2 separate regions of the Homo sapiens genome follow, and region 1 is linked to region 2. A link is a contact called in ENCODE Hi-C or POLR2A ChIA-PET data. All regions are on one chromosome and are shown on one strand. The core of a region is the stretch at or near the end of the contact, and the rest is flanking DNA. Distances in the headings are between cores, read along the strand shown.

The links. A loop is a pair of places that touch in the nucleus more often than their neighbours do. ChIA-PET counts read pairs that join two places held with the same protein, here RNA polymerase II (POLR2A). Pooled maps may share reads with other maps.
Region 1: a map of PC-9 shows a loop between it and region 2 (2.3-fold over the local background). The contact joins two enhancer-like sites. A Hi-C loop is called at or near these places in 5 of 168 maps with a recorded cell type or tissue (B cell, PC-9, psoas muscle and 2 more), 2 of 37 single-sample maps with no recorded cell type and 4 of 50 pooled maps. POLR2A ChIA-PET finds 5 or more read pairs at or near these places in 5 of 52 experiments (CD8-positive, alpha-beta T cell, GM12878, PC-3 and 2 more).

Annotation. Positions count from the first base shown.
Region 1 is chr2:190,977,236-190,984,234 of GRCh38, reverse strand. It overlaps STAT1 (signal transducer and activator of transcription 1), which reads left to right. Exons shown (of 25, transcript NM_007315.4): 17 at 495-593; 18 at 1,717-1,852; 19 at 3,566-3,615; 20 at 4,369-4,463; 21 at 5,234-5,379. Among named protein-coding and RNA genes, the nearest start is that of STAT1, 33 kb to the left of the region's middle. Within about 2 kb of position 4,119, at least 21 of the 41 ENCODE cell types and tissues checked have a DNase peak (open chromatin) inside an H3K27ac peak, as active enhancers do; they include PC-3, where a contact is called at or near this core.
Region 2 is chr2:190,921,106-190,927,813 of GRCh38, reverse strand. GLS (glutaminase) reads right to left here. Exons shown (of 18, transcript NM_014905.5): 9 at 6,611-6,669; 10 at 3,831-3,897; 11 at 3,221-3,271; 12 at 332-508. Among named protein-coding and RNA genes, the nearest start is that of GLS, 44 kb to the right of the region's middle. Within about 2 kb of position 2,918, at least 2 of the 41 ENCODE cell types and tissues checked have a DNase peak (open chromatin) inside an H3K27ac peak, as active enhancers do; they include PC-3, where a contact is called at or near this core.

The sequences.
Region 1 (6,999 bases), core at 2,870-5,369, 55 kb before region 2:
AGTGTTTGTTCTGGAGGTATTTACCTAATTGTTTTAAAATGATCTTTTTCAGCTAATACTATCTTAACCTTAATTTATGGTCCAGAAAGCTAGACAATTGAATTAACCTTCAAATTCAATAACTTAAAAGTTCCAGTTGAGATCGCTGATGTTAATTTTTTTTTTTTACATTAAGCATTGGGACTTATTTATTTTGCTCTGCCCTCCCCCCACATTTTATGTTTTCATTGTGACAGTTTTCATCTTCTCATATTGCATATCCCTTAATTAATTATTGTAGCTATTATTATTTTTAGGGACTTATTTCTTAACTGAAAGATACATCAAAGACAAGTTAAACTGGACAGAAGAACAGAACTTAACACTTCTCATTTTCAAGTATTAAATATGTACAAATTTACAAATAATCCCCTGCTTTTAGTTGAGGCTAAGCAGTTATCTGAAGGTGACATTTCTGTGATTCAGATGATTTCAAGGTCTTTGTCATCCTTTAGACGACCTCTCTGCCCGTTGTGGTGATCTCCAACGTCAGCCAGCTCCCGAGCGGTTGGGCCTCCATCCTTTGGTACAACATGCTGGTGGCGGAACCCAGGGTATGGAAAACACATTTGCTTTGGTCCCAGGGTTAAGCAGAGACCCCACGCTCTCACTGCTGCATCTCTGAAATAGCCCCAATGGCCAGTTGTTAAGGGAGAAGTGACAAAGCTCCTGTGGTATTTCTAAGGCTTTTGAGTAAATCTGGGAATATGAAGCATGGATATGTATTTGAAATGAGAATTACGTTTTTTCTCCCATGTGGGTAAGCTAGGGCAGTCAGTGATTCCATACCACTTTATTGTTATTATTTTTAAAATGTATACATCTACTAAACAAGCATGCTCCATTCTTAGAGTGTGGATACTCACTGTTAATTAATTACAGTCATTTATAATTATTCAAAGTACTTATGTTTTTTAAAGTCACCAGGAACACTTAACTAGCAAATAATGAATTGTTGCTCCTAAGGGAACTACGAGGCTAGGTTCCTTCAAGCCTCTGGTCACAACATTTTTGTCAACCCATCAATGCATAACATTGTTTATGTGTGTTTCTGTTTAAAGACACCTTATCTAATACACTTGTTGAGGCATTAACATTACACCTATAGCTAGGATCACTGTAACTCATGCCTGAGTGAAGCTTGCCTCACACATGTATTTTCTCCATAAGGCACATCCCAGCCTTCCCATGCTTAGGAACAGTAGACCACACTGTGGTACTATGCTCGGGCACCATTTTAAACAGGGATCACCAACAGCAGTCACAAAATGCAAAAAACATGGCGCTAAATAGGCTTCAAAAAGGACACGTTTTTCTTATGAGAGGTGAAACAGGAAGCGAGTGTCATTTTGTTTGGCTTCAGTTGGAAGCGTGTTAAGAGACTCGAATTCTTTGCTGCTGTGTGCTGCTGTGTGTGCACGGGTGTGTCTTCAAATGACCCCAAAGATGCCATGTATTTAGATTTTGGAGTTACAAGTAAATTTTAGTGAGTAAACAAGTTCACAAATGTGCATCTGTAAATAATGAAAATTGACTGTATTTCTCTTCCCCTACTGTGAAAGCACCTGTGTGTCATATAAACTAGAATTGAACTTTGGGATGGACATATGTTTTAGTGCCACACTTGTGACTGGTGTCTCTGTAGTAACCCTTAGATTTTGGGTGTTTTCTCTCTAGAATCTGTCCTTCTTCCTGACTCCACCATGTGCACGATGGGCTCAGCTTTCAGAAGTGCTGAGTTGGCAGTTTTCTTCTGTCACCAAAAGAGGTCTCAATGTGGACCAGCTGAACATGTTGGGAGAGAAGCTTCTTGGTATATGCATATTAACTTGTTATGTTTATAAAAATTGAAATTCATAAAAATATCTCTCTAATTGCTCTTTTCCCCTCTGCTATTTTGTTAAAGGTAAAAAAGTACTAAAATCTGTCAGCTTTTCAAGCTATAGTTTATTATAGCTAAGTGAGAATCATATGTCACCTTAGAAAGAAATATAGACCTGATAACATTTAAATGAATCCGTTCCTCATTGTCTCATATTAAGATTTCTGAGATGAATTCCCAAGGGAAAGTTTTATGAATTATGTAAAATATATTATTTGTGGCTGAAATAAGTTCCTGGATGAGAAAGATGAAGGCCTATTAACCATTAACCTTGGGGAGAAAAAAGGAAGTCCCTGACATGATGAGAAATAAAGTCCTGGGGCTTGCCCACTGCAGCATAAACCCAGGGCCCTTGCCTCAGGTGGGGCCCAGGTAGCAGAGGATGCCGTCCCCACAAGAGGATGCCTCTTTTGATCTGCAGTTTTGCCTGATTGGACAGAGTCTAGACAGTGGTAGATAATTCCCTTTCAGTGGTTAATGTCAGTGCATTTATTAGTCCTTCATACTAAACAAATCAAAGATCCACTAGTCTCAAGGTCAGATCTTTCAGTGAGTGAGGCTATCTGAACTATTTCTTTAAAAATCCGTGGACAACTTGTATCCAGATTTGCTTTCTGTAGAGCAGCACTGCATTTACTCCAAACAGCAGTAGGCTCTTCCTAACTCAGTGACTTTCAACAGTGCCTTCTTCTCTTGGATATGCAGCTGTCACAGTGGTGGTCTTGTGCTGTTTAATACAAGTACAAAATCCCCTTATTCCATTTCTTTATTTGGTGAGAGTTAAGAAGGATATCTTTTCTAGCTGTAATGGCTCATTTGTAGTTCTCTTTGAAGACCGATAATGGGCTTACCGCCTCTTCTCGCCCAGGCTGCTTTAATTTGTGTAGCTAATAACCCCGGGCTTCTTCCTCTCGTTTCTCTCACTTGGTTTTTGATTTGCATCAGACTGCCTGAGCCCATGTCCTATTTGGAGGAAAGCTGAGGGAAATGCATAAATAATGTCTAAAATAAACTTGTAAAGTCAAGTATCAGTTACATTGAAGATCTAGGGGTGATCTTGGGCACCTAGGTTGAACTTTGAAAAAAATTCTGTAGGATCCTTGGGAGAGGGGGCTCTGCTGAGCAGCAGAGGAAGGCAGTGGGAAGAGGCACTGGATAGGGAGGCTTCTCTAGGAGGCCCAGCAGAACACCTTTGATTTAGTGCAAAAGGCAAAGTCAGCTGATGGTCTTGGAAGGAAGTGTAACATGAAGAGGCATTAAAAGGACTGTCCTCTCTTTAGAGGAGGGAGGGAAAAGGGGGGCTGGGGAGGGAGAGAGCAGATGGTAAGGCTTTGTGATGTTTCCGCTTTCCCTAAAAACTCTCATATCGTGGTGCCCAGGAATCTGCCATCCATTCCTTTCTGCCATTAAACTCAAACCAACATATACATATTTTAGACCATTTAAATTCCGCCCTCTTACAGCACGTATTATAATTGCTCAGTTAATTTGGCATTAAGGTATCCGAAAATGTCAACTGTGTACATACAATCTTTGTTGGGTGTTTGGCTCTTTTCCTTGAGAGCAAATACAAGAGCCATCCGTCCAACCAAAGCTTTAGAATCAGTTTCTGTTTGCTGAAAAATCTGGTTTTTATTTGTTTAGGTCCTAACGCCAGCCCCGATGGTCTCATTCCGTGGACGAGGTTTTGTAAGGTGAGGACTGTCTGGGTTTTATGCTCTCTAAGTCCTTTTTGCTCTTGGTTGAGGTTCTCATGTTTCTTGCTGTGATAGTTACTTAACTGTTTGCTTATTTTGGCGTGTTCTTCTCTGGCCAAGGAGCCCCTCGGGCAAGTTGTTTACTTTTCTTCAGTGCAGGAGGTTGGTCTCCGAGCAGGAGTCTGACAGGAAGCACCTGCCTGAGTGATAACATTCTTTCATATCTGAAATGAGGCTTCTGTTCACTCACGCTGGACCCCTGCCCAGCAGTGTTTTAGCCATTTCTGTGTGAAATGTATGTTGTGGGCTGGGTGGCGCAGCCTGACCAGCCAGACGAGTTTAACGGCCTGCTCGAGCAGAGGGGCCCACTGCGGGGAACATTTAGATTCTGCTGGAGTCACCAGACAGTGCGGACCAGCTTGCACTGCTGGATTTTGCTAGTGTGGGGCAGCTTGTGTTTCCGTGAGTCACGCTGGAGGTCACCCCCAGGCTAGCTTGCTACTGTTTGGAAAGGGAAGCAGAGCCCGGCCCAGGGAAGTGGAGAGCTCTGGAGAGCTCCTGGTCTGAATGCTGATAAGAGCGGGGAGGGAACTTGATATTCCCTGCCAGGGGAGGGATCCCATTGCTGTGCTGAATGGGACAGTTCCATCCTTGGCACCTGGGGAGTCTTTGCAAATGATGGTGGGAGGGGCCATGGTAAGTCATTGTTTTAGATTTTTGTTCATAATGTCTGCATTTGTATACTTTCAGGAAAATATAAATGATAAAAATTTTCCCTTCTGGCTTTGGATTGAAAGCATCCTAGAACTCATTAAAAAACACCTGCTCCCTCTCTGGAATGATGGGTAAGGGCCACCGATAGATGTATTTTGAAACATATTTTTAGTGCTGCGAGGTTGAGACAAGGCCTGAGTCCAGCTTCAGTATTTGACTAGGCGTGTGTGAATCTCACAGGAGTGCGCATTTATAGGCTGCCCCTTCAGGGCTTCAGAAGAGTAGAACCTCATAACATTAACCTTACACTTTCTTAGTACAAGTATATGTATTGGCAAAGCTAAATTAAAAAAAAAAAACAACTCTTGAGTGCCATTCATGCATTCATTCACTCAACAAAAATTTTTTGAGCACCTACTATGTGGCCCCTAGGAAGGAAGAAAAACCCTTTTAACTGGGTAAATCATTTCTATCTTGACTTATTGCCAGGATCGGCTGATATTTCAACAGAAGCTTTAACTTGATCAGAAGGGCTAAAATATGAAAATATATTGCCTAGGTCTTCCTCTCCAGTAAAAAAGATGTATACATTCAGACATTGTTATGGCCTTTAAAATAATAAAGGAACAATAAAAGGCTCATTAATCCCACACGTGTTATTGAGCATCTGTAGCATCCTACTGACACCATGTTCATATCGCTTTTTTTAAAACCTTAGTATATACATGTATAAGTGAAATGCTTCCTTAAGTGTCAACTGAACAGATTTTAAAATAGTCTACGTTTTTTACCGTAGGTTTTTTTTCTCACATTCCAGCCATTTTCTTGGTTTGTAAGTTAGCATGAAAATGGAAATCATGATTGAACTAAAAGCCCATCCGTCCATCTCTTCGATATCCAGGTGCATCATGGGCTTCATCAGCAAGGAGCGAGAGCGTGCCCTGTTGAAGGACCAGCAGCCGGGGACCTTCCTGCTGCGGTTCAGTGAGAGCTCCCGGGAAGGGGCCATCACATTCACATGGGTGGAGCGGTCCCAGAACGGAGGCGGTGAGTGGGAGTTTGAGCACATAGTCCCACCATTCCATGTGTGTGAAGTCCCTCTTCATCGCCGCCAGTCAGCTCATACAGATAGTGCGTTTGGGACATGAAATTGCAGATCTTATACTTACCCCAAATGAGCCCCCGATAGGATTTAATAAACCACCACAAATGTTTGTGGTTGTGGTTCACTCTCTGGAACATATTGTGGAAATGATGGTTTTGAAAAGACAATGCCAATTCTTTCCTTTGCATCAGGTTTGTTATCTGCAGATCAAGGATGTGAGTCAATGTAATCTGCAACCCGTTCTTGGAAGGAATCACATTTCCCACAGGAGTAAGCATCCACATTCTCTTAGGGTCATCCCAGAGTAGAGTGTGCAGATGAGACAGGCTTCGGGAGAAGACTTCATACACATCATCAGCCAGGGAGTTGATGCAGGACCTGTTGGGACGAGTGGCAGCCTCTACCCTGCCTTCAAACAGAGCAGCTGCAAATTTATCTTTATCATATATGGGGTTTCTATTTAATCAAATGAGTCCATGGCTAAAAGACTCCAGAAACCTTGGTGTTATGAAGCAGGTTTCTGAGGGTGAAGCTCAACAGCGTAAATGAAAAAATCATAAAGACCAACTGATTACTTTTCACTGTTGTTTAGAGTTTGGTCTGTTTGAAGGGCAGGAGGAAAAACTGATTTGTTTTAGTAATTTTTATACTTTCAGTGGGTAGACACAAAATGGAATACTCTTCTTGTTCTATTTATTTTTCTGAAATATTCCTCTTCTCCTGTTTTTCTGGAATACTCTTATTCTATTTGTTTTTCTGCCATACTCTTCTTGTTCTGTTTGTTTTTCTGGAATACTCTTCTATTTTTTTTTTCTGGAACGGTATTCTTTCTTGTTCTGTTTATTTTTCAGGAATACTCTTCTTGTTCTATTTGTTTTTCTGGAATACTTTTCTTGTTCTATTTTTCTTCTGAGGAAAAAGCAGGGAGGCTGAGATGAGAGTCTGGCGTGGGCAGTAGTCATTAGAACCTGCCCTTTTCCTCTTATCCTGTTCCCTTCCTGAACCAGCTGAGAGACAGATATAGTAGACCAAGCAGAGATGAAGAAAACCCTTGGCAACCAGGAAAGGTCAAGCAGGACACTACCAGCCAGGAAGGGTTAGGATGGCAGCATAGTCTCATGTTCCACAGCAGGCTCCCCAGAACACCTGAACCGTGGCCTCTGGAAGGTCGACACCCAAAGGGAGATTCTGTATCAGCTAGGAAGAAGGATCTGAATTCAGTCTGGGAATAAGAACGGGAGTAAATTAAACCATGGTTTATTACGTTAAGGGTTACAGGGAAATGTAGCAAATAGGATCATTTTTAATTTGAAATGTTGTTTTCTATATATCATAATTTATTTTAATAAAAAATTAGATTTTTCAATATGAAAAGAAAAACAAAGTGAGTTTATCTCTAGTAATTTAAATCTGTGGCTTAAGCCAAGATGATCCACTTAGTAGTAAGTTATTTATGTGCCTATGGGCAGCACATCATTGAAGATGCAGGCTTTTAAAGGTTTTTAATAAATCTTTTTTGCCCAGATTTATAAATCTAAGCAAATAATGGCAAATAGAATGTT
Region 2 (6,708 bases), core at 1,669-4,168:
CTTTCTGAACTTAGAGAATTCTTAAGATACATAATCATAATGCTAAACATTAAAAACAAAAAGTAAAGAAAGACTGTACTAACCTTGTACACTGGATTGCCTTAAAAGCAGAAGGGATGAGGTTCTATAAATCAAACTTCCAAGTTCTTAAGAACATCTGGTAGACCTTATCTCTATTCCTTACTAATCTTGTAACAAATTAACCTTGAAAACAAGCCTCTCTCTCAAAAATTAATATACAGCTTTAGAAGCAAAGTTCAAACTGCATTTTTAAAAGAACCAGTTCAGACTAGTTTCTTGCCAGAGAAAATAAGATTAAACAATTACTTACATGGAAAGCAAACTGCCCTGAGAAGTCATACATGCCACAGGAATGCATCAAACTCAATGTATTTCGAACTGCTTCAGGGCTCAGTACTCTTTCACCAGTAATTGGGCAGAAACCACCATTAGCCAGTGTCGCAGCCATCACACTGGCTGATTCACAAGTCACTTCAATGGAGCACAGCTAACACAAAGAAAAAGCAGAATTCTCATACTACTTTTAATATTACTGTTCACTTTTAAGATAATCTATTTTATTTGGTATTTCATACAGATCTGAAATATTTCTTCCAAAGAGATTACTTTAATATAAACTTGAGGACATTCTGAAGATTTTAGTTGACCGAAGTCCTACCCACTTTTAAGATTTACCCTGATTTGGCCAAAGATACTCAGTCTTTTAATGGCAGAACTAGACTAGGAAGTGCCAGCCTCTAAACACTAAGATTTGTTATTATCCCATGTGATATTCAAATTTGCTTAAATATTAATACTTTCTGTGGAATACACAAGCATAATTACTTTTAACTCAACAGAAAAAAAAAGAGCCATGAAATATTTTTAAGATAAAGCACCATACATGAAGATTATGATAGTGTCTACATGAGAAATCACCATTTTAGAAAAAAATGCTACAGTGCCTGACATTTCACCCATAACAAAGTTCGGCATCCCCATCTATATGGTAACAGGCAAAGGAAAAAGGGGAAGAAAAATATAAAGCAGATCTGTCTCAGATGCTCTGTAAGCCTAAACCAAAATGTTATCCTTTAGACCATTTATTAATATTTATTTGATATTTACTATGGGTGCTAAGAATACCCTCTAGGATAAAATTTTTGCATTTAAATACAATCAAAATAATGAAAATAGTTCACCGTACCAAACCCAAATTTACCCATAAAATGAAAATAAATTTTTCCACATTTTATTTTTAGCTAATAGTAAGCAAAATTGGGATGAGACGGGGTCAAAAAATAAAGTGGATAGGAGAAGAATGAGTTCAACTTATAAATTTTCCTCAGCCATACTCCAAGATCTACAAGAGGCACAAAGGGGTTTGGAAATAGCAAGGAGGAAAACTAAGTACAGTGAATTAGAACATTGTGTGTTTAACTTTGACTACATTGCCTATTTATATAAAAAATCTCTTCCCTATTTCTCAAAAACGACAGAATCGACTTGCAATACTGCCCCAGATAGCAAAGATTTGTGATAAGGTCGACTTAATCATGCAAGGCTTTCTGAATTCCAATGATCATTTCCTAATTTATACTTAACATTAATTGGAATTTTGTTTGTCATAAGGCAGCACATTCTTAATTTGCCAAATGCCAACTCGGGTACTCTCCTGCTAATCTCAATGGCCGTTCAATTTGATGCAGCCCTTCTCCAAAAAAGTCAGTACCACTTCTATGGCTGTTTCTTGATTTTTGCAATGAAGTATAGAAATGTCACATTACAGTAGATTCTATAACAGCCAAATTTAAATATGTATTCCAAAGGAAAAGAAACTTACGGAAAAAATTCATACAGACCAGGGGGAAAAAAAAGGCTAGTTTCAAAGGAATTTCACATATCATCTCATGTTATCTTCCACATAATATGGCAAGGCAGGTGACGCATATACTACACATAAGGAAACTAGGGATCAGTAACTAAAATTAGGTCACATGGCTAATAAGTGGCCAGGCTAGACCTTAAATTTTATATTGATGGTCTGGATTCCCAATTTACGGTTTTTCACATTGGGCCGATGAAAAGCTGCAACCTGGACATCTATCAAAATCTAACTCATTATCAACCTCCCTTATATATTCTCTAAGATTACTGAAAGGTTAAAATTAAGGAACCTTTAATAGTAAAGACAGGCAAATGTAAGGTGAACTAGAAATTAACAATAATGTAGCCTCCTATGTGGCTTCACATTACAGCCCCATCAGTGGCACCAACTGTGTTAAATCTGTAAGAATAAATTGAGCTGAAAATGTGGGTGAAAGAAGAGATCTCCAGGAAGGCTATTCTAAATTGAGTTCTATACCATAGCCCATTGTGCGTAACACGGTCCCTCTCGCTCAACCCCACCCCCTCAATATTGAGAGCTACTCTAACTTACAAGAAAGCCCGACATATGACACTGCAGAAATGAACTAGCACCAGTTAAGCCAGGATAGAGTAGTAACAAAGAAATTACAAGATACCAAGTCAGCTGAGACACTGACACTTTTAAATGCTGAATAAGAGCCCTCTGATTTAAAAAATAAAAAAATAAAAAATAAAGCTTTTCCCAAACAAAATGTAAAAGCTACGAAAAATTTAGAGCCCAGTTTATAATTAAGAGTGCCAATTTCTGGGAGTGTTCATTATTTTTGACAATTCTTAAATATGTTTACAGAAAAAATTGTCCCCATTACATTTTGAGGCATGAATTTTTAGGCAACATGCATGGACATGAGACTGCCTTTTATGAAGACATTTTTGAAAGTCAATGGAAAATGTATTTTCTCATGGCCTAGAACCAAGATTTCTGAGACATCTATATTTTGCATAATGTGACACATCCATTTATTTATTTTGAGACGGAGTCTCACTGTGTCGCCAGGCTGGAATGCAGTGGCGTGATCTCGGCTCACTGCAACCTCGGCCTTCCAGGTTCAAGGGATTCTCCTGCCTCAGCCTCACAAGTAACTGGGACTACAGGCACACACTACCACACCCGAATAATTTTTGTATTTTTAGTAGAGATGGGGTTTCACCATGTTGGCCAGGATGACCTCTATCTCTTGACCTCATGATCCACCTGCCCTGGCCTCCCAAAGTGCTGGGATTACAGGCGTGAGCCACCGTGCCCAGCCGACACATCCATTTATATATACGATTTACATAATTAGATTACCTGGAAGTAGAAGTCTAATATACCAACCATGTCTGTGCCTTCTGGAAAACACTAAAAAAACCAGAAAGGCAATTAAAAATTCAGGCACACAGGAATGCACATAAGTAGAGAAATATATGAAAAATTTCAAATGTACACAAGTGTTTCATTTTAATTAATAAAATAGCATGTAACTTCTAAAAGAGTATAAACATGAAATAAAAAAGCAAAATTTTATCACATCATGTAAGTTTCTAGATACTAGTTTAACTGACAATGATAAAATGATTCATGATTTATAAATCAAGTTACTAGACCAGCCACTTAAAAAAATCAAGAGTAGTTAACAGTAATCAGGCATCATGCTTTTGAAAAAATAGACTAAACCTCAAACAAAATTTGTATTAATAAATAATATGAGTCAAATATTTAAATGCTGCCAGATACAAATCAAATTAACAATAACATTAACAATTTGATAACACTGACTCACGAGCACTCTGCAAAAACTTCTGCACCTTAAATAGTAATAGGTAGTTGCTTAAAGGCTATTGTTGAATTCTTAGCATACATCTTCATGTATTTTATTAAATGAAAGAATAATTTGAAATAGAAACAAAAATTTAAAAACCTTCTTTTCTTTTAAGTAATATCCTATTGCAAAATTTCGATCTCCACTTTCTCTTTCAGACTGAAACCTGGAAGAAGAAAAAAAAACATTTGCTCTATGTACTTTCTTTAAAAGTGTGATTGTTCATAATTTCATTTGCATAGCAATGTACAGCATAAAGAACACTGAACTAAGATTCAGGACTACAGAGTTCCAATCAATTCTGTCAATAGGCTATTTGTGTGACTTTGGACAAGTCATTTAAGTGGTAATTCTTTCAATCTTCATTTTCTTGGCTATAAAATGACTGAAACGAATTCAGGTCCTTTCTAGTCTTCATATTTTGTAAACAAAAATGCTAATTTTAAAATTCTCAAATCTTCTACCATTAAAATACACTGAAAAACTGCAGAATCCTCTGGCTACCCAAAAGTACAATAAGAGTCCATTTTAATTGACATAATCAGGGAACTTGACATAATCATGGAACTTTCACTGAGAGTGGGAAACACAAAATGGATCTTGCAGGACTCAATGGACTAATAGATTTCAGGGTGAGGCCTAGGCACTGGCAAATTCCATGCATCATGAACGGGTTAGAAAAGTATATAGACAGGGCTCCACTGAAGAATGGCAAATATTCTGATGTAACTGGGGAATGGCACATGGAGAGGAGTGGGAAAACATCAAACAAACAAAGGAGACTGGGACCAAATTATCAAAACCAATAGATGCCAAATAATTAATAGCTCCTGACTACCCACAAAACAAAAGCCTGAGGGCTTACAAAGAAGTTACCTAATCAGATCTGCATTTTGGAAAGATAACTCTGACATCAGTTTGAAAAAGGGGAAAAAGAAGTGATGACTGATCTATTAAGAGAATACTGTAATGAGAGCTACAAAAGCCTGAATTTAGGCAGCTGTGATAGGAATGGAAGGAGAGGTATGATCAAATATGCAAGTAGTTGGATAATCTTCCAACCTGATGAGAAAAAGGAGAGGCAGAGTAAAGACTGATACAAAGCCTGAATTTCTAACATAGCCTGAGAGGATAATAATATTAACTGATACAGGGATCTATCTCTAGAGCAAAGAGCAGTTTGGAAAGAAAGAGAATGAGTTTTGATTTAGACAGATTTAATTTGCGGTATATTTGAGAATTGCCCTACAAGTCTAAAAGGGCTGCTGATATTAGAGGAACTGTGGTTAATGTTCTTTATATCACTGAGGTGGACAGCCCCTTCTAATTGCACATTTTAACATTTCAAATTCTTATCAATTTGCCGTACTTTTAAAAAAAACATCAACATAGTTTAGATAAATGACTAACTAGTCAGCAGTTATCACAGTGACTGACACATAGTTCTTCAACACTATCTCAAGTGCCTATTATCTGCCAGATAACAGGGATACAGAAATGAACTGGAAGACACAACATTCCATCTAGGTCTTAAGGAGGGCAGAGTCTAATGGTGGTTATGGGGCAAAGAGAGACATGTAATAAGTTTGATAAAATATGGTAACAGAAGAGCACAGAAAAGAGGCAAGTTGAGATTCATGGAATACTTCCTGGAAAAGATACTTAAGCTGATGAATTAATGTTGGGAAGCCATGCAACCTGAAAATGTTTACCCCTGAAATGCGAAGCAGGAAGTGCAAAATAAGAATAAAATAGTAGTATACATGCTAAAACTGTTTAACATAATAATATTACGATAACGTTTAACATTATAGTGTTTCTAATGACAAGGAACCAGACAAATACAAAATGGGAAACATCCACTATACGGCCTGCTGCCTGTTTTTATAAAGTTTTTTATAACACACCCTCATATTGTCTATGGCTGTTTTCTACTAAACAGCAGAACTGAGAAGTTACAACACAGACCGTATGGTACACAAGCTTAAAATATTTACTGTCTGGTCCTTCAAAGAAAAAGTCAGCAACCCCTGGTCTATAAAACAAGCAGCCTGCACTCTTTAAAAATAAAAGCCATTTAATAAAATTTGTGAAAGCAAGGGCACGGGGACTGTTCTAAGTAAAGAGACAAAACAGACATCGTAATAAATACAATGTAAGAACCTTGATTTGTTCCTGAATCTAAAAAATAATAATAAAAGTTGTAAAAGACATTTGGGGAAGAGATGGGGACATTTACATATTGATTAATGTCATGATATTTTAAAATTAACGTTAACGTTCTTACATGTGTTAATGGTATTGTGGTTATGTAGGAGAATGTCCTTATTCTTAGACTGTATGTGCTTTCTTATCTAAGGGTGAAGTATGATGCCTGCAACTTAATTTGAAATGGTTTAGGGAAAAAAAATCTATGTACATATATATTTACATATTTGTGTTTAGAGGTATACATACATATTTTTTATCTATCTAAAGAGACAGAGATTGAGAAAAAGCAAGTAAGACAAAATATTAGAAAATATAAGTAAAAGATTCCAGATATTTATTTTTTCAACTTTTCTATAGACTCACAAATTTTAAAATAAAAAATTGGGGTAAAAATCCAGATAGCCTGGAACAGAAATAGAAGAGAGGTAAGACAGGTATTACAAGCAAAGATAAAACTGAATAAGCACCAGTAATTTGAGATAAACTTGGGGTCTCTTCTGATTGTATGATTACCTGTAAGAAATTTGTCAAAACTATTTAAAGTATTTTTAAGTGTTTCTGTCAGGTAATTTAGAAATCATTCATTTCCCTCCAATGAAAAGAGAGTGGATCAATTCTAAATACAGTTGTGTGTTTTTACGTAACAAAACAGTATTTAAAACACTCACGTTGCATTACTGAATCCAACATATTCATTACCAGCCATCTTATTCAAAAACTGCATGACCTAGAAACCAAAAGTAGGGAATATTAGTAATCAAAAAAC